Linked DNA regions of Homo sapiens: region 1 is linked to region 2. Evidence: read pairs that join two places in POLR2A ChIA-PET (ENCODE). Cell type or tissue: GM12878. All regions are shown on one strand. Links, peaks and the distances in the headings refer to the core of each region. The heading gives the core; the rest is flanking DNA. Region 1 overlaps EML6 (EMAP like 6). Region 2 overlaps RTN4 (reticulon 4).

What was found. ChIA-PET counts read pairs that join two places held together with the same protein. Peaks named below come from ENCODE experiments on the same cell type or tissue, not always from the same donor. Only the 100,000 strongest peaks of a DNase experiment are listed, where the experiment ranks them.
Region 1: POLR2A ChIA-PET joins it to region 2 with 11 read pairs; 3 of 35 experiments call an interaction of 5 or more read pairs at or near these places.

Annotation. Positions count from the first base shown.
Region 1 is chr2:54,800,243-54,816,581 of GRCh38, reverse strand. EML6 (EMAP like 6) reads right to left here. Exons shown (of 42, transcript NM_001039753.4): 3 at 3,191-3,350. Among named protein-coding and RNA genes, the nearest start is that of EML6-AS1, 57 kb to the right of the region's middle. In GM12878, for the core only: no CTCF peak of the experiment used is centred there; no DNase peak of the experiment used is centred there.
Region 2 is chr2:54,973,548-54,989,689 of GRCh38, reverse strand. It overlaps RTN4 (reticulon 4), which reads left to right. Exons shown (of 9, transcript NM_020532.5): 4 at 1,992-2,199; 5 at 7,037-7,175; 6 at 14,926-14,995; 7 at 15,823-15,869; 8 at 16,069-16,127. Among named protein-coding and RNA genes, the nearest start is that of RTN4, 69 kb to the left of the region's middle. RefSeq lists a silencer at 15,027-15,228. In GM12878, for the core only: no CTCF peak of the experiment used is centred there; a DNase peak (open chromatin) is centred at 12,349; H3K4me3 peaks cover 1,289 bases; H3K27ac peaks cover 2,881 bases.

The DNA.
Region 1 (16,339 bases), core at 4,995-12,994, 170 kb after region 2:
AGCTACAGCTCCTTTATCCTTTTTAAGTGTAAGAAACATACATATAAACTCTCAGGAGATCTCTGAAACGTCAATAGAAACTACAGAAACAGAACTTGATAGCAGCATTTGGAATTTTTAACTTAAAATTTTTAGGTAAAATCTTAATGTGAGATTTAATAGAACCCAGAATTCTATAGTCTAAAAGCTTCCAACTGCTAAAATTTAAGGGTTTGACGAATAGAATAAATGAACATTAATTTTTAGTTTTCTATAATTTCACAAACATTTAAGGTGACTACAAGATAATATAATCTAAGTAGAAGTAATCTGGTACTTCACCTCCCAGCCTAAATTCCCTGGGTTCAGGTCAGAACCTGTCCTTAAAGTAAGAATAAAATGCAACCCACATGATTATATACAAAACCAAAAGTGTGAAAAACAGGCAACAGTCATACCAAAATCAGAGTTTCTTGCAGGATATCACTTATAAGGAGAAAGTATTATGTAAGAAATCTGAACTATAAGTAGATTTGGCTTTTCTTTTTGCTTTTAAGTAGCCAGACATAACACCTTGCAAAATTAACCTCCTTAAATCTCACTTTTCTCATTTGTACAATGGGTATAAAAAATAATCATTCCTTCTGCATTATTGGATTGTTGTATGGGTCAAGTGAAGTATGTAAATTAAAGGGGTTTTAAAAATATGGTATTCCCCAAGTGTAAGAGTGTGTGAGTACTGAGTACATTCGAGAGTGTGTCTGTGTATATGCACACTCACAGTGTGGATGAAACAGACAGCCACATATGGTTAAATGTATACATGTGCTGTTATGCAGGGATTCTTCAGCTTTCTTCACTAAAGATGGCTTCCATTAGGAATTTTTAATATAACACACATCGTTGAGGGTTTTTTAATGTGTCCTTAAGAAATTTCTTTGCTATAATTTTTTAACTGAGGGTTTCAGCAATGGAAACAAGATGTGGTTGTATTTTTATTCATAAGAAAATCTGAATGGGTGAATTCCATTCAGCTTATTCAAGAGAAAAAAAGCAGTGAACACAAATAGGGGCACTGAAGTAAAACCCACATTTCCTGATGGAGAAAAAGCTGAAAGAAACCTATTTTGTTCATCTGTAGTGACAGTTCCCATAGCTACCTGAAAAGCATTTTTATTGCCTTTTGTCTATTGTGAGGTGATGGACCATTTGTCATTTCTAAATATCATTCGATTCCAGTGAACTCTGTCCAGGGAGTAAGGAGGACCTGAAGAAATAGCCATCAACAAGCCAGGAAATCCACCATGGCTAACATACAAGAGGTTATTTCTCTCACCTGACAGTTAAGTACCATGCAATCCACCCCCACCCACCATCCTTCAAAATGAAACCTAAAGGAGAATAGCTAGGATTCTAACATAAATTAACATGGACAAAAATGAAGTTAAAGCTGGATTTTTAAAGCTGGATTTTCCTCTGCTGCATTACATTTTCTTGTGACACTTCAGAACAAATTGATAAAGAATGCTTGCTTGAATAACAAAATCCGATTAGAGAAGGTGCATACCAGTACAGACATAAGCATACATTTATACTTGTACATGTGTATGGATTCTGATTCACTTCAGTTTATTCAGGAAGTCAATATAACTGCAAGCCTGAACAAATACTAGCATCCAGCTATTATCTCTTTATGTAGCCATAAAAGGGAATGCATGCATTAAACTGACTAACTGGATGAGATTACAAAGGAGTAAAATAAAGAACATATATTCCAGGGGTCTACATATGTAATAAATCTAGTTCTAGAAAGAAAAATGACTAGTGATCGATGCTCTCTTAAAATAGCAGAAAACAGCAAGTAAATGCTAATTGTTTTTCAAAAGTGACTCAACCCAGGTCAACTCCTATAATCCACTGAATTTCCCACAGACTTTCAGTTAAGCCTCTATGAATAATTTCACAGATCTTTGCATGGCACCAACTTACAGAATTAACTCTGAAACTTGTCAAAAATTAGATTGAAGGAATTAACAGGCAGAAACACGCAGGGTGAGAGAGACAGAGGAAGGGTGGCACAGGAAACGGAGGCGGTTGGGGAGATGAGGAGAAGAGGCCCCGCCTTAGGGAGGAGATGAATGCAGCCGGAGCCAGGAATGACCCCTCCGTTTTTACTTTCTTTTCTAGAACGTATCAACCTATCTTTTCTGCCCAGTGTTGCTGTAAGTCAAAGGAAGAAGAGAAAATGTTGTTGGGAGGGATTGGCAAGGCTTTGTGAAAACCTTTGGAGACTGAATCACTTCAATGGGCAAAAGGGTGAGCAGGACACTTCAGGTGGACAGGACAGACTGAGGCAGGGCCCAGAGGTACAAACATGCAAGGTCTGCTATAGGAGTCTTGCAGATTTGTCCAATTCGACTATGAGGGCACAACGGATAAAAGTCTAGAAAAGTTGGCTAAAATAGAATGCCCACCTACAAAGTGTGGACTTTATTCATTGAGTACTCCAAGCTCTTATTGGTTTTAAACAATGCTTTCACACCGTTTTCAGTTGATGAAATGCATTAGCAAGAAATTGCCTGTGAGGAGACTAAGAGATTCAACTAAGTCAGACATGACACTGACTTATTAGCACTTAAAGGACAGTGGCAGGAAGAATGGAAAGGAGAGGATGTCAGTTACTGTAAAGAAACATGAATACCCAGGAATTGATGATAGACTGAATTGGGAGAGGACAGGTAGAAGCAGCTAAAAGTGACATCAAGGGGTAAAGAGTCAAGGATAATCTTCTCAGTGGATTATTAGGAGGTGATGTCATCTTTTGAAAGCAAGAGGTACTACAGACATGCTCAGGGCTTGACGTCTATGAATAAGGCTTGGTCTAGCCCTTACTCCAAATAGGAAGCTAACAACAGACAACAAAGTAGAATTACTGGGCTATGGTGAACCTGATCACCATGAATTCATGACTTCTTTTATGGATGCTTTTTAACCAGATGGTGGGACTAGGGGAACAAAAACCAAGGCCTGTCCAGAGTTTGGTGTTAGTGCCATAGCTTTAAAGGGGAAAAAACAGGTGAAAAATTCTAGGAGGCTGTGCCAGAAGAACCAGCAAGGGTTGATGGACTTTGAATCTACTGGCTATTCCTATTATAGTTTTAAGTGAGTTGTGAGAAGTCATTAAATAAAACAACTAAAAAAAGATACACACCTGTCCATCTGAGTCAAAAGCCAGGCAGGCAACTCCATGTGTATGGACATCTTTAAGAAGAGACACAGTCTGGACATTATAGGAATCCCATATGCATATATATGGCTCCTTCCCGACTTGGCCAGTTGCAACGAGAGTTTTGTCTGGGTGTAAGGCAAGGCTGAAAGAGAAAAGGTTTCTTTTCACATCTTCCAACTGAAGAAAACACTGATCACCTTTTATCCAAATCTGTTTCTCATTTAAATTATCTAACAAGGTGATCTCAAGAGAAAGAGTCTGAACTGTCCCCAAAGTAATTAATTACTTGATTTGACTAATTGAAATGTTCACTTTAGCAGAGAGGCTTAGCACAGTCTGACAATCTCATTTGGTCTTACCCATTGGTTACCTTGAAAATTAGGTGCTGTTGTGATTGTAATTATTCAATTTAAAATCGTCTGTATAGTTTTATAATTGCTTTATGTTGTGAAATTTAATTATTGATATTCAAAATATTACTTGTTTTCAAGTTAGCTTTTGACTTTAATTTTTTTTTAAATGTTGTTACTAGGGGAAGGTTCTCTTCTTGGAATTAAACATACTTGCAGAAGCACTAGATACTATCCTCATTAGGATTTCAAAGCATGAATGGGTCCCAGAGTCATGTGCTGTTTCTGTGTCTGTTGCTATAGATTACAAATTTTAAGTTAAAGTTTCCATTTTACATAGATCACTGTGACACCAAAGAACTACAAATTACAATTGTGGTTTGTATAGCAATTTTTCTCTGTAGTTCGATAAAAATGAAACTTCGTCAAATACCAACTGGTATTTTAAGGAGTCAGTAGCCGTTGAGAAGTATTTTTCCTAGATTAAAAAAAAAAAATCACCCTAATGTTTTAAATTCATTGTGTATAGGCGTTGTGTCTTTCTAAAAAACAGACGTTGGGAATCAAGAGCACATTACCTATATAGCAAACTAGCTCATTGTGTAAACTTCTGCTTATACAATCAACAAATACAAATTTTCCCATTCCAATTTTCAGTATCTGCTTAACACAGTAAATGGAAGTAGACTTTTTTTTTTTTTCAGTGTTTGGCATGGTGTTAATGAGAGTATATGTTCTGATATCAGACACTGGATTTGCATGTTGGCTGCCCTTAGTATCTCTGGTTCTTTGGACAAATTACTTCATCTTTTGCCTCAGTTTCCTCATCTAAAAATACAGATAATACAGAAAATAGATGATATAGTCAATCTAGAGTACTTAGCAGAGTGCCCGGTACAGAGCGAACACTGAATACAAATTTTGTCTTTTGTGTAATCAGCATTATATATCTATAACCAACATAAACATGCCTGTGTGAATATAATATGGCTTCCAAAAACAACATATGTACTTTAAATCCATGTTGGACATCTGAAAAGTGCTTGCTGGAAAATATATCTTCAGGAATCTTCATAAGCAAGTAATACAAAAAGATAGCCCATATAGAAGGGTTGCTTTTCACAACAGGTGAATGCTATAAGCTTTTAACTTTTTAAGGTTGTAGAACACTTCAGCATTCAGTTGGTGAGAGATTATCAATAAGAAAGGACCCTCCCAATCTCAATTTTGTTGAGACACACCTGGTATTTCAAAGTACCTAGATGTCCCAGAAAACTGCAAGATTATGGCATGCCATGTTTGCTCATTAAGCTGAGTGGATGGAAGCAGTTTGAAAACCCTGTTGATAAACCAGTATATTTTAGCTCATTCACTTATTCAACAGGCCCTTGTGGACCTATGATATGTCAGGGACAGTACCATAGACATATAAACAGAAATCACACTGCTATCTTTGAAGGAGCCCACTTTCAGAGGAAAGAGACATGTAAAGAAATAATCACGATATGTCAATATACATACACAGTAACACAGAAAGATGGAGGATGGAGAAAGATGGAGGATGGAGTGACCAGCTGCCCAGGACATTAGGGAAGACACGAGTTCATATGAAAGACAAGGTGCAAAGGGGATTCACGTGAAAAGACAATGTCCTCCACAGTTTCAGTCTTACAGAGAATGGCAGAAAATGAGATGGGTCAGGCAGGCAGGGGCAGCTCTTGAAAGCTGCCTTAGCCAGGCCAGGAAATTAGGGTACCACTGACTATTTTCAGCAGGACACAGCATAAACAGTTCCATAATTTAGGAAGGTAATCCTAGCAGTGATGAAATGCAGGGGTAAGGACAGATCTGTGAGGGGTGTTAGGAGAGGCAAGGTGGTCAGTTAGGGACCAGGGAGAGACAGGGAGGGAAGACATGGGTAGAGGGGATAAAGAAGAGTCAAGAGCTACTGGGGGTGAGAACAGAGGGGGAAATGCTTAGTATGTTTGAGACTCAAGGACAAGCTTGGGCACATTAAAGTTGACAGAAGATTTTGTGCGGGCAACAAGGTTTGTAACTCACAGAGCCTGGCTACAGTAAAGTTTGAAGCCTATGAGCCTGATCCTGGGAAAAGATGGCCTAACTATCCAATTTTTAGTGGGGAAACCAAGGAGACTGCTCAGGTTAGCATCACATCTGGAGTCCTAAAGGCTAGGAAGAAGAGGATTGACTAGATTGTATGCTCCGTGAGGGCAGGGGCTGTCTTCCATCACTCTAAACAGTTCCTGGAACATCATACAGCAGAGTAGGCATTAACAAAATACTTGAAGAGGGAGTGAATGCTGCCAACCATCTTGGCTGCCATATTGCCTCTCCCCCTGCAATAGGCAAGAGGTTCTACCCAGGGACTAGAAAATGAAGAATGAGCATATTTCCCCTGGAAGGCCAGAAACACTTTCAAGAGATATAAATTATACTATTTTGCTGTGATCACAGCTTCTATTTTAAAATCCTTGAGATACTTGTTAGATTCTTGAGATTCTGAAGCATCCAGAAGCAAATAATAAATCACTGCTCCGAGCAGTTGTTCTAATTCCATAATTCCTGATTTATTGCAGTTCTTTGAATGACGGGGTTGGGGGGAATGGAATAAACAGATTTCAACAAGTCTTCAAATAACTTACGAGCCTTAGTTACTCAATAAGCAGTGCTACCCCAAAACACCTCACATTTTGGATTTAAAGTATTTTTATGCTGGTTATTGTTCTTCTCATTCATATTGAAGCCCATAAATTTACCACATTTACTAAAAAGTTCACATTGCAATTTTTTTTTCTTGCCAGAAGTTCCTTCACACTGTTTGTTAAATCATCTCTTTACAGCCCTTTCTCCAGTCCTCCTTTGCCATTTGGGTACATTAAGAAAATGAGCTTTTTCTCCTTTCATGAGCCAGAGTCTGTGACATCACCTCTCTGGCTTGATGTAACATGATTGCTTAGAGTGACTCATAATGTTACCATTTATCTATGTCCATGTCAAGAATAGCAAGAACAGAGAACCACCTTTATTCACTTTACTATTTGTTACCTTTCCCATCAGGCTTCCCAGAAACTCCACCCCTTTCAGCAGTGACATGTATCATCCAGGGCACAGCCAAATGGCATCCATGTCTCATCCAGGGCACAGCCAAATGGCATTTACTTCTATTTTAAATTTGTCATGTCATTTCAAAAGCACGTTAAGCCTCAAAAAAGGAGAAAAGCTCACGAACTTTACTCACTAGATTTGCAAGAGAATAGAAGGTATCAATAATGGTGGAGTTACAGATTTATTTAATAAGTATTTATTTAATAAATAAAATTCCACACATCTTTGGAATTTTAGTTCAGAAGCATTTTAAATGACAGGGAAGTATTATGTTTGAATTTTCCCCAAATGAAACCAAGTCCATCCTTTTCTACCTACCTCACAATTGCTCTCTGCTCCTTTCTGAGTGCTCTGAGCCTCAGAAGTCACCCTCCAGCCATGCTGTTAGTCAACCAGCAGATTAAAAGGTCAGGTCTTTGCATATAATTGAGGGACTGTGATGCAAAGAACCCTGTCCCCTGAATCCCTGGGCTTTTGATAAGATCTCATGAGAAATGGCCAACTATTGTGTCCTCCCATAGCGCAAGTCACAGAAGCGGAGAGTGCCACCATCACACAAAATGCTTATTCTACCTTGGGCTTCTTGTCATCTTCTTTACCATGTTATGACTGGAAGTATGGACACTACTTATCTCTATTTTAAGTCTATCTGCCTATTGAGAGTCCATATATTTAATTCTTTGCTTTTCTAAGAAGACTTGCAACTTTTGCAAGTTATTTTAGCTACGACAGCACTGTCACAATATTAAAACTTTTACAGTTGACTCCCTTTCATTGCGAGTCTCAAGACAATGAAAGTCTCATTCCACACCTACATAAAAAGTTTTGGTGTGACTGTTTTTCCTTTGGTACTCAGTTTATTCCATTTATTGTATTTTATATATGGCAACAAAAAAAGGATCAAGTTTTGAAAGAACTGTTTTTTAATATATAAACCTAGTTCTGTTGGGAAATCCCATCTTCTGTTACCATAGCAATAGAAAGCACTGCAGAGAAGGACTTTCATCAACCTATCTGGGAGAAGAAATTGATTTGTTTCTCTAGCATGCCAGGAGGGAAAAGCATGTCTTCCTGATGTCAGATAAGATCACGAAGATTTCCAAACATCTTGTGAAAAAGAAAAGATGAGAATCAAAAGGGTCATGGAAGGAAACAGCCTTGCTTATGAAGTTTAACAACAACAACAAAACACTCATCAATATTAATCATTCTTGATTCCTTGAGGCAAAAAATTTTATGAGCACTTGTTCCAAGTGCAGCATTTAAAAAATGTTCACAATTCTTAAGCCTCATTTCATTTTTGCCCAGGCTGCTTCAGTGATTCTCTCAGTAATAATTTATATGTTTAGTTTTTTTTGTTTTTGTTTTGTTTTTGGAAAAAAAAAAAGTCTCACCAGGAAAGCATGAAAGCCTTCTCCCTCCCTGCCCTGAAGATAACCTTGAGAGCAGCTTTTCCATGTCAGAGGCAGAGGCACATCAAAATTAGGTTGCATTGTCTGACGACAGAAGGGGAGGTTGCTGCTTTGGGGATTGAAGGGGGAGTGACCCAACCTCAGTGGATGTTCATCTGCAAGGCAGAAAAGGCAAAGGCAGGCCTGATTTGAACAGTGGCCTGGAGGTAGTGGAACCTCAGATGGGGATGGCTGTGTTCCAGTCCTGGTCCCAAGAGATGCGCTTAGCACTTCAGTACCCCACCACAACTGTGATCTTGACACCACAGAGAGGGCCCTGCCTTCCTGGTGGGCTTGGGCAGCACAAACAGGAATGACAGCAACATGGACAAAACAGCAAAATTCATTGCCATTTTCCTGAATTGTGTGAACCCCACAGAACCCGTATAATCCATAGTTAAGCAGGGGGGGTCCCTAAAACTGGACTTTAACAAGCTTGATGAGTGGTGCATCTAATGAGAATGTGATTTAGTAAAATAAACTTAATACCTTGCCATAACTGTATGCTATACTTACTGGTATGAAACTATATTCCAGCAATACCTTCGTATAAAAGAATGGTTAAAAATACAGCCATACAGTGGCATGATTGGAGCCAGCTTAGACTGGCCACCAAAAACTGATTAAGTTTTAGCAACTTTGTAAACCAGTTAATCACAGCCACTGTTAGGTATTATATTGATTTACAATTACATAAATTATATTAAAAGCAAAGGTAATACATACTGAAAGCTCGTCACTTGGTAATTATTTTACTACATTTCACTGTTGTCTATAGTTGTGAGGTTATTTATTGCTATCCTATCCATATGGTAGAAATACCATAGATGGTGTGTTACTCCACACCTCTTCCCAACTCCATTTTCAATGATGTCACATTGGTGGCTTGAAGTCAGCCATAGTGGGTATATTTACATCATGGAAATCACTAAGTGCTACAAATCAGGGCTTAATTTATTGTTTTGTTGATTGTCTAGACTTAAGAGATAGGATAAAATGTTGATAATGCAGAATAAACATAAAAGCGTGTCACTCTGTAGCTGTTACATTGTGAATATATAAAATTGAGAAAACGTCCTCAATATTCTCTCACATCACTGACCAACAAGTGTAGTTCCAACACAAATGTTGGCTGATAGCTTTATTTACATTAATAAGGAAAATGTAAAACATATACATATTGGAACTTTAATCATTTGCCAATGATGTGAACAACTTCTTTGCTGAACCAGATGGTAATCAAGAATTTATTCCTCATTTGATTTTGTCAAGTCATGCTTAAACTGCAACCATAGACTGACCACAGATATAGGAGTTTAGAAAAAGAGGAAAAAAAAAATCAATAAAAGCATTCTATCAGAATTGATTGGCCATGTGGAATAAAAAGTATGACACTTTATTATTTGTAAGTTGTGCATTATATATTATTTATGTCAGTAAAGTGTATAAGTTTATTAATGCGTATGCATAGTTTTTTTTCTCCTGGAGAGCTGTTTGTTCCGTGACAAGTGCATCACTGAAACCTGTCTCCTCTACTTACTGGCAAAGAACAGTTTCTCATATATCACCTTCAGCAAATTACTCAACCTCTCTGTGCCCCAGTTTCTCATCCATAAGAATGGGAATAACAACAGTACCTACCTCAAAGAAAGTAGGTACTATGAGTACTTAATAAATCCTAAAGCAGTGATTAAAACAGTAGCACTTAAAACCTAGCACTATATAGGTGGTATTGTTATTAATTAACCACCATGTGATAGACCCACATGAAACCTACCCCTCACCCCCAGAAACGGACATTCTTTTTTTTTTTTTTTTTTTTTTTTTTTTTTTTGGAGACGGAGTCACTCTTGTTGCCCAGGCTGGAGTGCAAGGGCGTGATCTCAGCTCACTGCAACCTCCGCCTCCCAGGTTCAAGCGATTCTCCTGCCTCAGCATCCCGAGTAGTTGGGATTACAGGCACGTGCTACCACGCCCAGCTATTTTCTATATTTTTAGTAGAGACAGGGTTTCGCCCTGTTGGCCAGGCTGGTCTCGAATATCTGACCTCAGGTGATCCACCGACCTCAGCCTCCCAAAATGCTGGGATTACAAGTGTGAGCCACCGCGCCCGGCCAGGAACAGACATTCTAAGTCCGAGCAACTCATGTACATAGAGAGCTATGGTGAACTCTCCTTGAATTTAAAAATAAGACTATTCTCTGTGATTTAAACTGGTAAAAACCATTTGGAATGGACAAGATCAGTTATCTGAAGATGCCTCCCTAAGGAGAAAAGATCTAAAATATAGACATATATACATACATGTATATATACATACACACATATATATGTATATACATACATGTATATGTCAGAAAAAATGTTAACAAAAGTAGAAGTTCTGCTTAAAGTCTTTATTAAAAGGAATTAAGACAGAATATTGCTATAAGGATAGACATACAAATCAATGGTATAGAATTGAATCCATAGAGAGACCCACATTTATATGATCAACTCATTTCCAGCAAAAGTGTTAAGATAACTCATCAGGGGAAAGGATTGTTTTTCAACAGACAGTGCTGGAACAACTAGGTATCCATATGGAAAAAAGTGAACCTTACTCTTCCCTTTTACCATATGCAAAAAAACTCAAAAAGTATAAGAGCTAAACCAAGTAATTGATAGAAAAAAATATAAGAAAATCTTTGTGACCTCTGAAAGATAATGGTCTCTTAGAGAACAAACAAGCATGAACCATTACACAAAGGAGAAATTGGACTTTAAAAATAAAAACTTCTGGTCTTTGATAGACACTATTAGGAAAATGAAAATGCAAAACACAGACTAGGAGAATGAAAAGAAAAAAACAACAAAATCACCAAAGTTCTACCCAGAATATATAAAAATGCTTATAATTTAATAAGAACACAACTTAATTTAAAATATGCTGGAAGACTTGAACAATGTTAAGGACAACTAAAATTAAAAAGACTGATAATACCAAGTGTTGCTAAAGACACAGGGCAACTGGAATGCATATATATTGCTAATAGGAAATGTAAAATGATAAATCACTTTGAAAAGTCTTTTGGCAGTTGCTTATAAACATATGCGTACCATTATGATCTAGCAATTCCACTCTTCAGAATTTATCCAAGGGAAACCAAAAGGAAATGTCTAAACAAAGACTTGCATACAAGTCTTCACAGATTTAAAAGAGCCAGAAATCGGAAATAGGTCACACGTACAACAAGTGAATGGATAGATTATCATCTATTCATGCAATGGAATTGTTCTCAGCCATAAACAGAAATGGAACTAGTGACATCCACAGCATGGATGAATCTCAAAAATATTACATTGAGTGAAAGAACTCTGGAGCATTCAGTGGAATACTCAAGTCACTAATACCTTCAACATATGTTAGGAGCCAAGACATACTGTTTCTAGTTGACAATCCCAAAAATAAAAAGGTATGAAAATATAACCTAAAGCTACAAAGGTAAACGTTAAGGGAATAAAAAATAAAATAACCCTCAGGGAGGAGAAGAAAAGTGATGTAAGAATGGTATACCTAAGCTACATCCTCATGTATGTTAAAAGGAAGTCAACATGTCTAAAGAAAATAAGAAATAGCCATTAACCATACTGTTTTGAGATGTGGAAGTAACCACCAGAGAGAACAGTCCTGAAAATTAGAAGTGTTCCTTTGAAAAGTAGATTGCAGATAGGAAAGACTAGAGCAGGGGCAAATTTACATTATAATGCTTTCTGTTATTTTGTGTCTCCATTGTTCTGATACAAATACAAAGATTAAAACAAAAGTGATCCTGGAGAAATATAAATTGATTAACTGACACAAGAAGGCATCTGTTGGTTTAGAAGTCTTCCACAGGCAGGAAGTGGGCAGGGTTGTCTGATGGCTATGTCACATTTATCAACTCGCAGAGGTTCTCACCAGTATAATTGCTACTGATAAAAGAATTTGATCAGCATGGCTAGTCTTACAGTGCATTCTTTGAAAAAGAAGAAATACTGCCTAAGACTGTAACACAACAATTTGCTAATGAGAAGTTTCACTAATGAGAGAGGTCTATGTGAAATCCAGCTTTCTGGAGCTAGTCATCCTTTTTTCCTCCTCTCTTTAAGCAAGGAGTATGACTCAAGCATTGAGGGTTGTATCTGGCAGAAGTCCTGTTAATTTAGGATAATTAAATATGCCAGTCATGTGTTTCAGTAATGTCTGATTAAATACTTTAGAGAAGTCATTAATGAATCCATCTGGTCTAGTGGCTTTGCCAGATGGCAAAATGTTACTACCTCTATCTGTACTGCTCCTGGAGCATTCTACCTTTCTTGTAGTGTAGCACACAGTCATTTTCAGGGTAAGTCTTAATTTGCTAGTTTATACTATCAAGGGATTTGGAAGGTAGAATGCAAGCCTAATATTACACCACACCAACTGAGCCACAAGATTAAGGCTGCATTAAATGGCCTATCATTCTACTGTTGAATTCAATGTGATTTCATCATTTCCATTTCCTCAGAATGTTCTGTCAAACATCTCAGATGGTGCCCGGTCCGTGAGTGGAGAGTCAGCACCACAGGGAGAGGTGACCAGCTGTATTTCACACACACAGGAGCTAACACTCTAAGAGGAGGAGAATTTCAATTGTTTCAAAACTGAAATCCTGGAAGTATTTTCTCCATGTGGCTCGTCACTTAAAAACAAAACTGGCCACTTATTTAAGTATAGAGTTGCACAGCCTTGTGAAAGGTGCATTAAAATGGCAGTCTTCAAGCCGTTTTGATACCTTAATCATGCAGAGTTCATCTTTAACTTAACAATTCCCTCACCAGCTTGGTCAAAATGCAAGGCGTTCTCCAAAGCATTGACAATGGCAACTTTAAGATAATCACTTCACTAATTGGTACCTAAGGCAAAGGCTTAAATAGAAGTGACAACAAACAAAAGGGGCTTGGAGCTGCTAGAGGAGGGTCTAGGGTGGCTTGACGAAGGTATGAGGCAAAGATACAGCCGAGAAAAAAGCCCAATGATTTATTACCACTGTCAACCCCTTACCCCTCAATTGCATTGACTCCTCTAGCTGACAAATAGGGCTAAATTGAGGTCCTATTCTTTTCTAAGGAAGCCAAGTTTGACTAATTGACCAGTTTAGTTGGCTTTGATCATTTATGTTCATGAAACTTGCTTCCAAGGGCACTTCCTGGCCATACAGAAACTACAGACACCACACTATGGCAGCTCACACGGAGCTCTGGCTTTTGTTTTGCTCTTGTGGTTAAGAACAACTCCCTTCCCCTTCAGTTTCATCTTTTTCCTCTCCCTTCTGTTCTCTTTCCAAGTTTTTTCTCTTTCAATGAGGATCATATGTAATATTTCATCCAGCAAGTTGGTGTTTGGAGGAGTAAGTGGGCAGGAAAGAGGGGACCTGTTTCACCCCAGTCTCCCAAGTTCCCAGAACTGGAAACCCATCGTTGACTCTTGCCCACTACTCTCAATTCTGCGCAGTTTGGATTCAGTCACTGTGGAACTATCACAGAACTTGGTGTAAGTGACTAATTAAAACCTTTTTAAGATTCCATGTGTAAGAGTGTGTCTCTCTACTGAGTTGAGAACATGCTGTAGTTTTCATCTGCCAAATGGGGTAAATGGGAACGCTCAGCACAGGGTGTGAGACACAGTGGGCACTCAAATAGTAGCCATAAGTAAAGTAACATGGCCTTTTATCAGAGCAACTAAATTATTATTATTATTGGTAGTAGTAGTAGTAGCAGTAGTAGTAGTAGTAGTAGTAGTAGTAGTAGTAGTAGTAGTAGTAGTATGAGACAGGGTCTCACTCTGTTGCCCAGGCTGAAGTGCAGTGGCATGATGACAGCCTCGACCTTCCCAGGGCTCAGTGATCCTCCCATCTCAGCCTCTCGAGTAGCTGGGACCATAGGCACATGCCACTATGTCTGGCTAATTTTTTTATTTTTTTGTAGAGATGGGGTTTGACCATGTTGACCAGGCTTGTCTCAAACTCCTGGGCTCAAGCGATCTGCCCGCCTCAGCCTCCCAAAGTGCTGGGCTTAGAGGCGTGAGTCACTGCACCCTGCCTACTAAAATTATTACCAAGTTAAAAAAATTCAAACTCTTAGAAGTACGAGGTAAGTTACTTATTGTGATTTTTAGATGCAGAAAATAAAAACTGTATTTCATTCTTGCTTGTATCGGGGGCATTCTTTCCAATTCTGCCATCAGTGTTTTAAAATTCTGCCATCAGTATTTTAAAAGAATGTTAGCTACAGGAGGGCAGGGATTTTATAGTCTGTTTTTTCCATTGATGACCCCCAGAACAGCACCGTGCCTAGCCTATAATGGACACTTTTATAAATACATGTTGAATGAGTAAGTTGACATGTATAGCTTCAGACATCTGAGTAAGAGCAAGATGGATGCAAGAACACATTCAACAACACAGGCATCCTTCATGCACAAAATTCCTGTCACGAACTCTCCAGACAAGAAAGATCATGAAAAATACCACTTATTCTTGATAACAGTAGTTCAAGAAATCGTTATCCAGAAGACTAAAATCCAGTTTTTAAAAGTGCCATTCTGAGAAGTGATGGCATGACGTTTTAATACATAGGGCCTCATAGTTTTCTAACCAAATTAGCTACAAAATAATAACCACGTTTGTGATGTTGGTTTTGAAAAATTGCATTAGGTTCTTACAATAGTTTGTTCAGAAGAAAATCATTAAATGGAAATGAAAGGGCCTTTGAAAGCTAATAACACTGCAAACAAGCCTAATTCAAGGTCACCGATTTTCCTTTGTATTTTAGTTCAACAGAAATGGTTTCATGGGGAAACGGATTCATCCATATTCTATTATTTCACAAAGAAAGACAAGCACGCCCTCCTCAGAGCTGGCGCAAGCAATCCCAGACATCACACTGGAGAGTCAAGCATGAATAAACTCCTACTTTGACACGAGTATCCCTCCAGAGATGGTTAATTCATGTAAGCATCACTTCAGGCCAAGGCTGACCCAGCCCACTTTTCATTACTTCATATTCTCAGACACGTCATAGGAAGAAATTTTCAATTCCAATGAGAAACCTTTTTTTTTTTTTTTCTTTTGAGACAGAGTCTCGCTCTGTAGCCCAGGCTGGAATGCAGTGGTGAGATCTCGGCTCACTGCAAGCTCCACCTCCCGGATTCACTCTCCTGCCCCAGCCTCCCGAGGATCTGGGACTACAGGCGCCCACCACCATGCCCGGCTGATTTTTTGTATTTTTAGTAGAGACGGGGTTTCACTGTATTAGCCAGGATGGTCTCAATCTCCTGACCTCATGATCAGCCCGCCTCAGCCTCCCAAAATGCTGGGATTACAGAGGTGAGCCACTGCACCCGGCCTCAATGAGCGACTTTTAAAGAACAGAATTTAATGTCCAGGGCTAAGAAAATTCAAGGAAACAGATAACATGAAGGGTAACTTTATTCTAGCTCCTTGACCCCTAATGAAATTGGAGTCTGCCATTTACCAGCTCCTGTTCCAGAGACGTCACATGTTAGATCAAATTTAATCCCCAATAAGAGTCTACCTGGGCTGGAGTTGAGGATCCTACATGTCTATTATACAGAGGTAAGTAACACCTCTGCCTCCCTTCTCTTCCCCCGTATTGGTTTTCATCCACTGAGAGTAAAAAAGCTGCTTGGGAACCACGAAAATTACTATCCAGAATGGTGGTTCATCCATCTACCCATCCAAGTATCTGATGTCCTAGGGGTTGGAGCCAGGTGCAAGGAATGGAAGCTGTGGTAAGGGACAATGCCCTCTTGAGTGCATTCACCATGCTGGAGGGTGCCGTTATATCTTTGAGCCAGCCTCTAAGTCAATTCATGCTTGTTTTGGGAAAAATAAAAGCATCTGTGTGGGAGGGGTCTCTGAAGACCGATTATTTTAGGATATGTTTGATGCTTAAGAGTCCTTATATTGAAAATAGGTACCCCAAAATATATATACATATATTTATATGTGTGTATGTACGTGTGTGTGGCTAAAGTTTATTCCTGAATTCAAGCGTCATTTGAGGATCACCTTCCAATCTGATGGAACAGTGGGGGATACCTTTAACATCTACATCTGAGCTATTTGACCCTTTAAGGGACCTCATTCAATCCAACTCCTCCAGAGCAAACAAAATAAGAA
Region 2 (16,142 bases), core at 7,935-15,934:
CTTTTATATGTCTTATCTTTCCTAGAATTGTAATGTTGGACAAGACCTTCAAGAATCAGAATGAGTTTTCTCATTCTGCTAGGTTGAGTTACTTGAACAGTTTCACCTCATTAAGTGTTTGCTGATTGCCAGAAACCTATTAGCGTTGCTCTTATCTCTTTATTCAATATGACATTATTCGTAATGTCCCTTTGACAACCTATAGATAGGCCATTTCAAGTTCTTGTCAGTCCTCAGTTGTGCTAGTACAATAGTAGAAACTAGTGGAATAGCACTAAGCGCCTTTAGATGTTTTAGGCAGGGGCTGTAACAAACAAGTTTGGGAATATTTGAATAAATAGTTGAAATCAGAGTTTGAAAACAAACTTCGAAATCATATATAGAATGTTAAATTAATAGCATTCAAGCCAGACCATTTAGGCAACTGAAATAAGTGTTTGAATCCCTGCTATGTACTGGACACAGTGATGGGCATTTAAAATATCCTAAACAGTACTCATGATATACTAGCAGCAGTTAAGGGCTTTGTACTAATATCCAACATTGTGCAGTTCACATACATAGTTTTCCCTACAGAAGTACCCTTAAGAGCAAAGGAAAGTTACATACATCTTAGGGGACCTTGGGGATCAAAACCAAAGCAGCCCTAAAACTGTGATTTTTCTTTGATGTCACCTCTTCTTAGAAAGAGTATATCCATATTTACTATAAATTTTTTTCTCCCAATTGTTCACAGTTCAGAGAGAGATTAATTACATCAGCCTATGAATTCAAGAGCACTTTGGCACACTTCGGGGTTCTCCTTGCATTGAGCATAACCCGATTTTGAGACATCAGGCTATGCTTACTTGATCCCCTCAGTGGCCCTGTGGCCATGTCCAAGAGCAGACATGCTAAATTGGGCTTTGTCTGACTCCTTACTATTAATAAACATTATGTAAATGTGTAACACATTTACTTTTCTTTTTTCTTTGACCCCTAAATTTTTATGGCATTATATCTATCAACTCTTAGAAGGAAGTAGCTTTTCAGGTAATCGAAAGGCTGTTTGTTTTGTCTTTTTCTTTGTAGGAAATTCTTCTTTTAATGATAGCCAGGTTAAGTTACAATTTTGTTTCTAAAAGACAGATCTTAAGAGCAGAGTTATTACTAGCACAAAAAAATCAAATAAGAAAAAAAGCTCATTCATATGTGTAGTTTTTGTATCTCGGCCTTTTTAAATTTATTTTCTGCATATAAATATATTTTGGTATCACTGAAGTATCTCATTTTAGTGTGTTAATATTTTTTCTGTTATTGGAATATATTTATTGAATTATTTGAATATATAGCATGCATTGTATGAGATGAAAAACCCCAAGATGATTTTTTTGGAGACAGAGTCCTGCTCTGTCGCCCATTCTGGAGTGCAGAGGTGCAGTCTCGGCTCACTGCAACCTCTGCCTCCCGGGTTCAAGCGATTCTCTTGCCTCAGCCTCCCGAGTAGCTGGAATTACAGGCATGCGCCACCATGCCTCACTAATTTTTGTATTTTCAGTAGAGACGGAGTTTTGCCGTGTTGGCCAGGCTGGTGTGGAATGCCTGACCTCAGGTGATCCACCTGCCTCAGCCTCCCACAGTGCTGGGATTACAGGCATGAACCACCGCACCCAGCCCCCAAGATTATTTTAAGTAACTCCTTGTTTTGGATTAGAAGTCTTCTAGGCTTTGGAGACATTTAATCATTGTGTATGGCTAGAATGATTTGGTTATGCAGAAATAAATTTGAATAAAAAACATTTCGTGGTCAAAAATAAAGGTGTTATACTAATATACAACTAAGAGTGGGTTTAAAATGTGGGTTATAAAGTTAGTGTTTCTTTAACTTAGTGTTTCTTTAAATTTTTAGGTTTGATTTTACTTTATGTAGTAGCGTTTTTGTTTTCATAGATGGAGCAAATCCAAATTGATAAAATAACATTCTAATTTCAGATTTCTTTTTCAATTTTTAGTTGTTGACCTCCTGTACTGGAGAGACATTAAGAAGACTGGAGTGGTGTTTGGTGCCAGCCTATTCCTGCTGCTTTCATTGACAGTATTCAGCATTGTGAGCGTAACAGCCTACATTGCCTTGGCCCTGCTCTCTGTGACCATCAGCTTTAGGATATACAAGGGTGTGATCCAAGCTATCCAGAAATCAGATGAAGGCCACCCATTCAGGTGAGATGTCTGGAAAACAAGGCATGCATTGGCAATAGTGTAAACAGGATTGGTATTAAGACTTCATCTACTGTCTATAGAGTTACAAGCATGCATTTTTTTGTTAAAGATAATTGCAGTTATTTGCTTGAGCTATACCAAAAACATCTGCTTTTGAGATTTTCTAAAAGTCGTTTTAAAGGCTCATGATGGAGGAGACTGTTTATGTATCATTAAACTAACTCTGCTACTTGTTAGGAATATTTATTAGAGTTAAGCATTGGTTATCTTACTTGAATGAGTGTTGTATCTTTTTAACATGGGTAGGTTTGATGAGGATATTCTTTATTGCTTTTTATGCTGTCTGATAACGTGCTTTCTGATATTTCGTATCTTTCTAGTATGCTGATGTTTTCTGTTATGCTTTTCTTTATGTATTTTCTTTATCTAGTTTCTTCTCGTTTCTTAAGGCTTTACTTTTTAATTATTTTTTGGAGAGCTTTATTTCAGCATCTCCTTGTCTCTCAACTATCATCTTCTACCCTTGTTTTCACAAGTATACTATAGCATTATATAGTTGCTATGGAGACACAACCTCAGCTTGAGTCTTCTGCCCTCACCTCATACTCTGCGTGTTTTTCCCCCTCTTTTTTAATTGACATATAATTCATATACCATAAAACTCATTGGTTTTTAGTATATTCACAGAATTCTACAACCATCACTATTTTCATCGCACAAAAAGAAACTTCCTACTTATTAACAGTTCAACTCCCCAACCAACGCCCGACAACGACTAATTCACCACGTTTTTAAATGAACTTTTCCCCTCAAACTTGTTAATTTCTATCCATAACACCACTACCATGCTAGTTTTCAGGCTCCTGTTTTGATGTTATCTTTGTTTTCATCTCATATAAAGAAAATCACTAAATATTGTTAGGAAAATCACAAAATTTTGTTCTTTTCCACTGCTTCCTCAGTCTAACCAGGGGCCTGTAAAGCAAGGCCATGGCCAAATGCAGTCTGCTGCCTGCTTTTGTAAATAGTTTGTTGGAACACAGCCATGCTCATTCATGTAGCTGGTTTCGTACTGTAATAGCAGAATTCAGTAGTTTTAAGAGAGACCATATGGACGTGAAAGCCTAAAATGCTTAACTATCTGGCCCTTTACAGAAAGTTTGCTGACCCCTAATTGGACTCCATTTGTTACTACATTGACTTGTAGTTACCTCGGATTACTTCAGTTCTTACAGATGATGTCCGATTAATTTTTCTAGAAGTACCACTTTTTTTCTAAAGAGAAAAAAAACAAAAGAAAATGCACCGGCCCTCTATAGACTGTAGGATGAAGTCCATATGTCTTTGTCTTGTCTCTCATTTACCCCTTCCAGAGTTTTGTACCCATGTTCATGCTGCCTTCCTTAGCTGCCTCAGTCATACTTTTTATTTGGTTCTTAGTTTGGTTCAAGACCCAGCTCTTTGGAGAATTTCCTAACCCTGACCCCAAATGATCCGAAAATTCAGTTCCTACTGCATTAACTAAGCCTTTGAAATGTTAATTGTTTTGCATAAGGAGATCATTTTTCTTCAAATAGATTGAGATAATTTAAAAACTATTTCTAACTTGTTAGCTTGAAAGTAGGGGAAACAAAGGAAAAAACTATTTGTGGCAAGGTAATATCTGTTTGGGCATATGACTATGTACCTACCTACAACATGATCCAGTTGATATTAATGGGTAAACTTAAATGGATTTACAGACTTTGAAAGAGGAGACCTACTGAATTATTTTGTTTATTGTAAAGACTGGTGATTTTTCTCTGGCTTTCTCTTTGTGATGAAGTAATGATGTTATACAAGTTTAGGGGGAGAGACCAACATTTATTGAATAGCTCCTATGTGTCTAACCTTTTATGTACATATTTTAATAAGTTTATTTTAAATTTGTGATAATTCTGTGAGATAGGTGGTATCACTCCATTTTATGGGGTGATGGGGAAAAAGTTGGAATTCAGTAACTTGAAATTGTAGTTTGAAAATGGCAGAGCCAGCCAAACGTGTTGGCTCATGCCTGTAATACTAGTGCTTTGGGATCCTGAGGCAGGAGGATTGCTTGAAGCCAGGAGTTGGAGACCACCCTGGGCAACATAGTGAGACTCCCATCTCTACAAAAAATTAAAAATTAGCCAGGTGTGGTGATGCATGCCAGTAGTCCCAGCTATTCAGGCAGCTGAGCTAAGAAAATTGCTAGAACCCAGGAGTTCAAGGCTGCAGTGAGCTGTGATCATGCCACTATACTCCAGCCTAAGCAATAGAACGAGACTCTTTCAAAAAAAAAAAAAAAAAAAAAAAAAAGGCCGAGTCATATTATTATCAAGCCACAAATCATAAAGAAGTATGATTTTTAATTAGTTATGCTGAAATATGTAAAAATATTGTCAAGCCAAAACTTCTAAATTTTCTACCGTTCCAATTTTACACATCATTTGATTTTTGAGGTTTTTGGAAAATATTAGTGATTTATTTCCTTCTTAGAAACAACTTTATTCATTTTTTAAACTTTCTTCAAAGAGATGGGTCTCACTGTGTCGCCCAGGCTAGTCTCGAACTCCTGGACTCAAGCAATCCTCCTGCCTCAATGTCCCAAGTAGCTGGGACTACAGGCATGCACCACTGTGCCTGGCTAGAAACACTTTATATTCTTAAAGTCCTTTTATAGTCATTATAAAGTAAATTCAGCCAACATACCAGTTTAAGCTTGTTGGACAGTTTTTCCTAGTACCCCTTAATCATACTAGTAGAGGTGATATTATGTGGTTTGTATCTAATACCTGTGGTTACTGAGTGATGAACAGTGCTGGCATTGTATTAATATCACATAAATGTCAGTTGAATTAGTGTAAATATCTACAGGATGTCATTGATGGGGAGTACTGTCTTTATGGCTTCTGCTTAGGCATCTTGTCTTCAGCAAGAACAAGTAACAGTGGTACAAAGAAGCAGAATACCAACCAGGGTTATATCAGCCACTTTCCTATATTTCTCAAATTTGGGTAAACAAATAATTGCTGGTTTAAATATCAGTGCGAGTATTTGAGTATTTTTAACTTGATATTAATAATTCAGTTTTTTGTTAATAATTGTCTAACAGTGTGTTAGACCATGTATTAGTAAAGATACATTCCTGGTCCATAACAGCTTATACTCTAGTAGGAAAAATATACAAGTATACATGTGTCTATATTTCAGAGCTGAATCTAGTAAATACTATAAGACTAACACAAAAGAAAGCATTGTTAGAATTATACAGGAGTGAGAGAGAACATCAGGGTTTTATGAAAGAGATTGGCAGATAAGGCTCTATGTATGGGTGAGATTTGAGATGGGGCTAACTGGCTAAATAAGGTATCACCAGAGGTAAGAGAGCATTGCAGATTGGGAAAACCATATGATTAATAAGGGCTACATTAAGGTTAAAAAATACTTAGTGAATGACTCATTTCTGGCTGCAACATAAAGAGTAGTTGGAAGTAAGGTTGGAAAGATTTAGGAGGATGTCCCTGGTTGAAAAGTTGGAGTCATAGAATCACAGAATGTTTGAGCCTGAAGGAACTGAGGAAAGTCTGTTTCTCAAATTTACAGAGTTGGAGCACTTACCCAGAGAAGTTAAATGCCTTTTGCAATGTTGTATAGCTAGGTAGTGGCAGGTCTTCTAACTCTTGCTTGAGTTCAGCCTAGACAGCACTATCTAAGATAGCTCACATAAGGTTATTCTGGCATTGGCTGACGGAATGGATTTGGATGCAGGCAGATCAGAGATTGGTTTGGAGAGTGATAGAATATTCCAGCTCGTAAATAGTAAGTGCTTAAAATAGAGTGATGGCACTGTGAATAAAAACCAGGAGACATATTTGGGGCATGTTGCAGAGGTAAAACTATGGGACAAGGAGTTGTCTAAGATGTTATTTCCACTGTAAGAAACTGGCATCCTGAGACATAGGGAGGTTATGAGGACTACTTCCAACAGATACGAGGGAACACTCAGCACTTCTGAGTTGGTTGTACCCTGCCAAGATAAAATGGCTTCTTTGAAACAGTAATGAAACTGTTTCTTACATTCCTGTGGACTTGACTTTTTCCCCAGTATAGTATTTTTATTTATTTATTTATTTATTTATTTATTTATTACCAATACAATACTTTTAAATTTAACAATTTTAGCCATCTCGGTATGGATTAAAACATCTAGATGATGTAACTCTTATGTTTTGCTAGGATTGCTACTGTGCTTTTGGCAGCCACTTTACAATCTGGTGCTTGACATATTGAACAATTTCCCCTAAAGGTTAGTCTGAGAGAGTTTAGGATTTGGAAATGAAAAAGATCTTTGTTAGGAAAACGTGATGAGACAACATAGTGTCAACTTTAAGAAAAAAAAAAAAACAACCATAGTCATAACTACCATTTACTGAGTGCATCCTTGTGCTCAGTTGCATTAGGCACTTTTCTCACTGAATTCTCATGATAATCTCCACTTTATAAATGAGGAAACTAAGTTTAGAGGGAAGAATAAATAACTTTGCAAAATTACCTAGCCAGGTAAGTGGCAGAGCATCAGATTCAAGCCCAGATCAGTCTGGCTTCAAAGTGTATGCTTTTTCTGTGCTAGTCAGCAGACAGTGCATATCAAGGAAATACCCCTTACTGCTGAGTTTTTATATTGCCCCTAATTTGGAAACAGTTGGCTTTTATAGTAGAATATTTTCTTAATTTCTTACAGATATATAATTTCTGATTGACATTTAGGGGAAAATCACTCCAATTAGTGACAATTATGATGTGTTTTGTTTTCTAGGGCATATCTGGAATCTGAAGTTGCTATATCTGAGGAGTTGGTTCAGAAGTACAGTAATTCTGCTCTTGGTCATGTGAACTGCACGATAAAGGAACTCAGGCGCCTCTTCTTAGTTGATGATTTAGTTGATTCTCTGAAGGTAAGTTTATTTTGCCTTTCATTTTTGATATACCCAGAATTTAGTATCAAGAGAGTTGAGTGTAAAATTCTGTTCTTCTATATTCAAGTAAATGATAAATATTAATTAAATCACATGGCTGTAAACTTGTGTTTTAAAATTCAGAATCCAATCAAATAAGGATGAAGAAGTGCTATTCCCTTTTTTTTTCTGGTCATACTTAATACAGAGAGTCCTGTATTCCTTTTTAAAGGAGAATAAGTTATAAATCATACTTGTGGGCCGGGTGTGGTGGCTCACACCTGTAATCCTAGCACTTTGGGAGGCCGAGGCGGGTGGATTACCTGAGGTCAGGAGTTTGAGACTAGCCTGGCCAACATGGAGAAACCCCGTCTCTACTAAAAATACAAAATTAGCCAGGCGTGGTGGTGCATGCCTGTAATCCCAGCTACTCAGGAAGCTGAGGCACAGGAGAATCGCTTGAACCCGGGAGGCAGAGGTTTCGGTGAGCTGAGGTCACGCCATTGCATTCCAGCCTGGGCAACAAGAGTGAAACTCTGTCTCAAAAAAAAATTATATATATATATAGTAATACTTTCGGAAATCATAAAGATTAAAAGGAAAGGAAATTAATCGGAATTTTGACTATAAGCATAAAGATCGTCTAATGCATTATCAGATTTATTCATTCTGACTTTGCTTTACAGTCTAGCACTTATGTACATGAAAGCTATTTCATATCTTGGACTCTTTCTTATTCTAGATAAGATTTAATATTCTGAAACACTTCAACTAATCTTCAACTGGTAATCATTGGAAGTTTTTCTTTAGTTTTTGGATCTCGCTACATAAGCAGCTGTTAAGAGTCTCACCTTGCAAATAAACTCTCCCAAAGTTCTGACTGACGAAACAGGCACTAAACCACAGTTGTGTAATTTAAGCCTGAAGCACTGGACCTGTAGTGCTTTTCTTTTTCATAGAACTTGTCATTTGTGTTGTATATGCTCTTTCCTGTGACTCTGCAGAAAACAGGCAGACTTGTTTCCAATCTAAGCCTGGGCAGAAATGTAGTGGTGGTAATTCTCATAATTTTTCATTTTTCATTTCCAAGAGAAATGTTCTAGTTTATATTTATCACACATGCCAAGGATATAGTAGTAATAAGGTGACTGGGCCTTTAGACTCAGAAAAACAATTTCTGAACTGGTCAGAATAGGTTTAAGTGCTTAAAGTGCTTTTTAAAAAAAAAAAACAAAAACATTTTAGCCTTTATAACCTAGTAGTTGATACGTTATTTTCAGCTGTTTGCGTCTCTGGGCTTACAGGTATGAGCCACTGCGCCCAGCCGCATCTCTTATTTTTATTTATGACTTGGAACTTAAGTTACTTCCTAATAACATCAAGGGTAAATAATGTAGTTTCCTTTTATTACTTACCTCTTTCGTATAGAGTGGTTGCATTTAGTGACTAAATCTGTAGTGGTGTTTTAAAATGATCTGATGTTAGTCTGTAAATAAAAAGATTACGGTTATGTTGTTTGGCATGCTTGGTTAATAAGTTTCAAAAGAGATCAACTAAAAATATTTTGGAGCAAATGAAATAGAACCTTGTACATACAGCCTAGAGGAAACCAGTTCCTATTCATGTATTATTACCTTCTATACGTAGCTGACTTCTAGGGTAGAACATGTGTGAAAAGTGATTGAGGAGGAGGTACTGATGCCGCTTAAGATGGATGGTTTGTGGGTAGGAATTGACTGAGAAGAAATACTGTCTGTAAGTAGTAATTCAGAGCTTCAAACAGCAAAGGACCATCTCTGAATTTAGTAGTCAAAGATTGGTGGGGGAGAGAGGTGACTTCAAAGAAAAGCCTGGTGAGCTTAGGGGAGAGGAGAGATGCTTGTTGTTTTTATAGATTCAATAAACACGGCAACAGAGATACACCAAAAGTCATCCTCGATGTTTGCACAGTATAGCAGTGAAGGCAGCTATATGTCTACAATTTAACATTTTTCTTGAGAGAAATGTCATTCTTGAATAAATCTATTTTTAAAATTGATCTGGGAATGATTCATTATGCTCTAGTTTTCTGAGTTTGAGTATAAAGTTTCCACTTGTCTTTAATCAAAAGAAAACTTATTTATTCTTTCAGAGAAAATTTTCATCCATACACAGTCCATTGTGTAGATACGGGGCAAGAGGAGAGAGAAAATGTTAGAAAGGGGCTGATGAGATCTTAAGAAACATTTTAAATCTCTGTTTTGCACACGTATTTGAGAATCGAATATGAGGACTTTTTAAAAAAAGTTTTGAGAAATAATTTCTTTGTTAAATCTTATATTTTAATTTCTTTTGAAAACTACATTTTTTTGTAAAAGCAATTATGTTATTCATGAGGAAGCTAGCATAAATGAGAGAAATCGAACTTGATAAGTTCTTGCATTGAGTGACTGCTAATTTGAAAGTAACAGAAAGTAACACATGATGAGACAGATTTCCTTTCTGGAACACTTGTTGTTTCTTAGTATTGAAAAAAAGGACTTTCATTAAAATTATAATTTATCCTTAAGGATTAGCAATCCTTTTAAAAAGAGAAGAGAAGAAAAACGTACTTGATTGGTTTCCCTGAGTTGTGTTTTTGGCAAGCCCAGAGCTCAAGGAAACCTGCTTGGTGACTTCCCCAGCTGGCAATTCATTTAGGACTGCAAATAAGTAACAGTTGCCTCATCATGTTAGCACTTAAAGTGAACCTGGCATTTAGATCTCAAAATCTAGAGGCAAATGAATAAGGCAGGGAATCTGTCCTTTTCTCCCCATGAAAGGTAAAGCCCTTGGTAATTCAGGTGCACACTCTGATAATGTACATGAAAGGTCTTCCTTGATAAACGATAAACCTTGTGATTTTGCCACACAAGAATTTAGCTAAACCCTTTCCTAATGTCATTGTATATGAGTAGTACAGATTCCATGTGTTTGTTTCCATTGAATATACAGAAATACTGAATACTTCCTTAAAACAGCTTTTATTGAAAAAAGGAAGCTGATAAAAATCACTTTGCTTTTTTATAAAAACGCTTGATAGGATTACCTTTCTAGAGAGACTTCTGTGTATGGCCACACTTATCCACCACAGTTTTTGTTTATATAGAGAGCATTTTAAAAAGAAGAAGGTTTTCCTGGCCATGCACAGTAGCTCACGCCTGTAATCCCAGCACTTTGGGAGGCCAAGGCGGAAGGATTGCTTGAGGCCAGGAGTTTGAGACCAGCCTAGGCAACATTGTGAGACTGTTTCTATAAAAAAAAAAAAACTGAAAAATCAGCCAGCCATGGTCGCCCATGCCTGTAGTCCCAGCTACTTGGGAGGCTGAGGCAAGAGGATTCTTGAGCCCAGGAGGTGGAGGATGCAGTGAGCCATAATCATACCACTGCATTCCAGCCACGGCAACAGAGTGAGACCCTGTCTGTTTAAAAAAAAAAAAAAAATTATTAAAATCTTAATCTTAAGTTCCTTAATAGTGGACTGTATTACTTTTTGCCTTTTAGCCACAAAAACTGGTAGGGAAAGTTATATTCTGTCACCCTAAAGCAAGCAAAAAATGTTTTTCCAATTCCCATTCTTTTTTTACTTTTTCAACATAAGGAAAAATGTATTTACCTTGTTTAAACGGATTTATTTTAATGCCTTACAGTCAGATTTTAAATTTATGGGAAGTTTGCTAATAGCTCCAGTCTCTCCAGTTGAGATGAATGTTTTTTCTTATTTAAATAACAATGAGTTTTTTAAAATTTATAGGAAGTAGCTTTTTATTGGAATTACATTGATTTTATATGATTCATAGCTAGGAAAATGGAAACCATCTTAATTTCAGGAAAATGTAGTAGAAATTACTCTCATTTCTAAATTTTTGTCATTTAGAAAAGACATTTTTATCAAGCTCTGTGTTTACAAAATAATAGTTTTTAAACAACAATTTGAAAGAAGTATCTCTATAACTCATTGTCTTCATAAATGCAAAATCTGTTGTGTGCCCTCAAATTTATATCTACATTTTTAGATTCTGGGTCACAATTATCACTAGCTCTTTTTTTTTTTTTTTTTTTTTTGGAGATAGAGTCTCGCTGTGTCACCCAGGCTGGAGGGCGGTGGTGCGATCTTAGGCTCACTGCAACCTTTGCCTTCCAGGTTCAAGTGATTCTCCTGCTTCAGCCTCCCAAGTAGCTGGGACTACAGGTGTCCGCCACCACGCCCAGCTAATTTTTGTATTTTTAGAAGAGATGGGGTTTTGCCAAGTTGGCCAGACTGGTCTCGAACTCCTGACCTCAGGTGATCTGCCTGCCTTGGCCTCCCAGAGTGCTGGGATTACAGGTGTGAGCCACCATGCCCAGCCTACAATTATGACTATTTCCATGTGAAACCATCTTCCTCAGAAATTGAAATTTTAGAGCCGCTCTTGCTAGCATGTGAAACCTTTTCCTTGCTTATTGCCTTTTGGCGGGGGCAGTGAAGGAGGAGCCTGGCCTTTCAAAATGTGATCAAAAAAATAACCAAACTCCAGGGCTCATTAGTCCTTTTATAAACACCGGTGTGAAATGATGGGTATCCGTGTGCCTGGTCCAAGTTTCCTGGTGGTTGACTTGGGCGAATAAAAATAAGACATGTTCTGCAGAGTTCTCCTTTTAAATTCTTGTGTAATATTCCGTTTGTTTTGCTCCTTTGCAATTAACTACAAACTTCTAAGTCCTAGAAAAGATTTCAAGTATTTATAGAGTGAGCAACGATCATTTTCCTAGTCAAATAGTATGGCAAAAATCACTGTTTTAAAAAGTTGTGGCATTAAACTATAAATCCTCCCTCCCCTCGCTTCCCACCCGCAATTATGAAAGAAAAGCATATGACAATGCCTACTGGGCTCAGCTTTTGGGCTAATTGAGTCTGACTGAGCCTTCTTAGCAGGTTCCTGTCTTTTGAAACCTCAAATCCCAAAAAGCTGTCTAATAATTTTACTTTTTTAGGGACTAAGACCAGGTATTTTCAGCAGAGGTTCTTACTTTTCTGTAATTGAGGCGCAACTATAATGTTCCAGAACACAATCTTAAATCTGAAAGTGAGAGGAAGAAAAAAAAAAAAACGGCCTGAGCTCCAGAAATAGCTGACCCAGAAGAACACTAAAATCTAGCTCTCAGGCTCATAGGCAGCTGTTAACATTCACATTTTGACAGCTTCCTTTCAGGTTTCTTGAGCTCTCAGAAAAATTAGAAGGAAGTGGGCTGGGGATATAGAGAGAGTCCAAACTACCAACTAATGAATGAATCTGAAGGAGACACAGAAGGGCAAGTAGAGTTTAGAGTTTGAGAGTGCAGGAAAGTTTTGAAATGGTCAGAACTGCCAGAGTAATTTCTGAGATCTTACTAAGCACTCTCCCACCGTTTGCCTTAAAGATACCCCTTCCCCCAAATTGAAACATCACAAATCTGCAGAGCTCTTTAATCAGGTGTGTTATACACAGTGAATTTAATTCTCTTATTGCCCTGGAAGAAAGATAAACCAGATGTGGCCCTTGCCCCTTTTCAGTAAGTATTTGTTAGATCTTCATTACATTTTAGGCCTCCTTCCTCCAGTCTCGATACTGTGCAATGGAGAGATAAGCTTTGACCTCTTCAGTTAATAAGTATTGGCTATAATGTTGCAAAGTATTTGCCATGGAATCGTGTAGAATTTGTTAAGTCCAAAATGAGAGCAGCCTGTTTGCTTCTTTAAAGTGTTTATTGACCTTATTCCTGCCATGTTACAAATCCATCATTTGTGGTGGATTCCCATTAATAATGGTTACTCTCTAGGTTAGTTCTTGCTGCCACCCCTTTCTCTCCTGGTGGTGTGTTCCCTGAATACACTTAACCACTATTTCTGTTTTGGGCCGCCGAAGTATTCAGTTTTCTCAACATAGCTGCAACATTTAAAAATTATATGATAGCACACAAAAGTGTACATTTCTGGCAACACTGGCCTGGAATATTTGCATGGCCACAGCGTATGGAGCAGGGTTGTAAGTGCCCCTTTGAGAGGAAGAATGCATATCACTGTGTGCCTCAGTTCTCTCCCAGCCTCTCACATACATGTATGTCACCTGCCTGGCCCTAAGGACATTTGAGACCTCCCTGTGTTCTTCTCTTTGTCTTGGGATAGCCTGGCTTTTAGGAAGTGTTCTCAAAGAGGCAAGTGACATTTGAGCCCCTACAGTGGCTCAGGTGTGAAGTCTTGGGCTTTTCCCCTGTGGACTTGGAGTGAAGCCTTGTCAGTGACTGTAATGACCAAATGAGGAGTTATTTTAGCTTGTGTTTGTTACTATCTTCTGTCATGTTAAGGGCATCTTCGTTGCTAGAGTAATTTCTTCTAAAATATGGAAGGTCAACACTTTTCCCTTTAGACTTGTGGATAGTGATGGATAAAAATAACTCTCTTACTCTATAGTAAACTTGCTCAAGTGCAAAAGTTATATTTAGCTTCAGCAATAGGAGTCTATAAAACTGTGAGAGAAAAGCCTTACTAACTGAAGTCATCCTTCAAACCTTTCTACCAGGGGTTCCAATAGCAATTGCTAAGAATACGGCAGCTTAAAAAAATTTTTTTTCAATTGACAGATATTAAGAATGCCTGATATTTACTGACTTGAACATTAGTTAAATTCAGTTAGGGTGACCAGAGTGTTGCTATTTGTAGAACTGTTGCTTGGTAGAGTCATCCAAAGTGTCTTCCTAAGCTGTAATAAATATGCTTACTAATGTTTGACTGCTTAATTAATGGTCAGTAAGCATTCAGTCAGAGTTCGTTTAATACATGGAGAAAGATATATGCTTTAGATCAAGGGTTAGCAAACCACTGCTTGTTTGGGCCACGGCCTGTTTTTGTATAGTGTGGGAGCTAAGAGTGGGTGGTGTACATTTTTAAAGGGTTATGACAACGACACAGAATAATATGAGACACAAACCCTATGTGGCCCATAAAACCTAAAATTCTACTGTCTGGCTCTTCACAGAGAAAGTTTGCTGATCCCCGCTTTAGATAATGGGGGTGCTCTACTACTCCCCTTTTCATTTATAGTGTTACATAAGCCTAAATAATCACTGTAGCTGGTGGCATCATGTTTGTTACCTACTAAGTAGGTCAAAGTGATTGCCAGACATACACATGAAGGCCTTGAATTAGAAAGCAAAGGAACTGATGATGACCAATGTTTAACAAAATTCAGACTGACTTTGTGCCTGATCCTTCAAAGGCTAGAGGTGATATTTTTGGTACCTGAAACGTAATTTCCCTGATAAGTACTCTTTGCCCAATTATTGCTTATCAGCTGAGATATTAATGTCTGAATTATTCAGCTCATATATCTTCAAGCACTCAACTAGTTCATACTTTGAAATCAATTCTAATAGACAATTCTCATAACACCTTTATAGTCTTCCCATTTAAAAGGTAAATGTTGTTAGGGCTGGAGGGGTAAGATGCACCCTTGGTATATTGTCTGATCTCAGCAGAATCAACTACTTGGTAGTGTAGTCCAGAGAAAATGGGTCAAATCTATTAATTATTTTAGGATTTTGAAATTCATAATTGAGACTCGTGACTTAATAGTGAACTGCTCATGGTACTTTACCCAGTCTTCAAGTTGTATGCCTTTTGTAGGTAGGCATTTAGATGGGATGCTTTTGAAAGCATAATTAAGAAACTTTACTTGAATTTTGTTTATAATGGGCTAATGTTATTTTCTTATAGTTTGCAGTGTTGATGTGGGTATTTACCTATGTTGGTGCCTTGTTTAATGGTCTGACACTACTGATTTTGGGTAAGTCTACAAAGCCATTGGGATGAAAAATTGCTGGAAAGATTGTGTGCCAGGAGCTTAGACATTTTAGTGGAGAATATTCTCATTGTATGAAAAGTAGGGGATGAAAATGTGGGCCGGGCGCGGTAGCTCATGCCTGTAATCCCAGCACTTTGGGAGGCCAAGGTGGGCGGATCACCTGGGGCCAGGAGTTCGAGACCAGCCTGGCTAACATGGTGAAACCCCATTTCTACTAAAAATAGAAAAAATTAGCTGGGCGTGGTGGCGCACGCCTGTAATCCCAGCTACTCCGGAGGCTGAGGCAGGAGAATCACTTGAGCCCAAGAGGCAGAGGTTGCAGTGAGCGGAGATCGTGCCATTGCACTCCAGGTTGGGCAACAAGAGTGAAACTCCATCTCAAAATAAGTTTGAGGTTGTATTCTCTTTAAATAAGTTGGTGATACTGCTTCCCGGTTTATTGAAATGCTACCTTAGTTGCTGAAGACAGCTCCTACTAACAAACAGTGATAAACCAGATAAAGGGTGGCTTTATATGATGGTGCAGTCATAAATCTAACCAGGGATACCTTTATTTTATGAAATCTCACTGTGATATGATTTGAAGCTAGAAATGGTTCCTAGCTCTAATAACTGCAGCCTCACACAGTTCATTCATTCCTCTGGAGTGGCTCCTCAACAGCAGATGCATCCAGAGATCCTTATGTTTTTATTCATTCATTAGGAACACTGCTTGGTTATCTTGAGTTGCCAGTTTAATAGTTTTTTGAGTGTTTATTCCTCCCAAATCATTCCGTTCTTTTTGAAAAGTTGTATATTTCCCTTTTCAGCTCTCATTTCACTCTTCAGTGTTCCTGTTATTTATGAACGGCATCAGGTAATTTCCTAACTAACTGCTGACTTCAGAATAGAGCACTCACTCTATTACATGGGATTTACGGATGTATTAGTGCCCATTTTCAATGTCTTACAAAAATGAGAAGTGTGATGGTTTCTTAAGCCTTTAGCTTGACACATAGTAGTGGTTAATAAGATTCTTTAGCAACGGTAATAATTCCTTTATACCTCTCTTTCAGGCACAGATAGATCATTATCTAGGACTTGCAAATAAGAATGTTAAAGATGCTATGGCTAAGTAAGTATTTAAAAT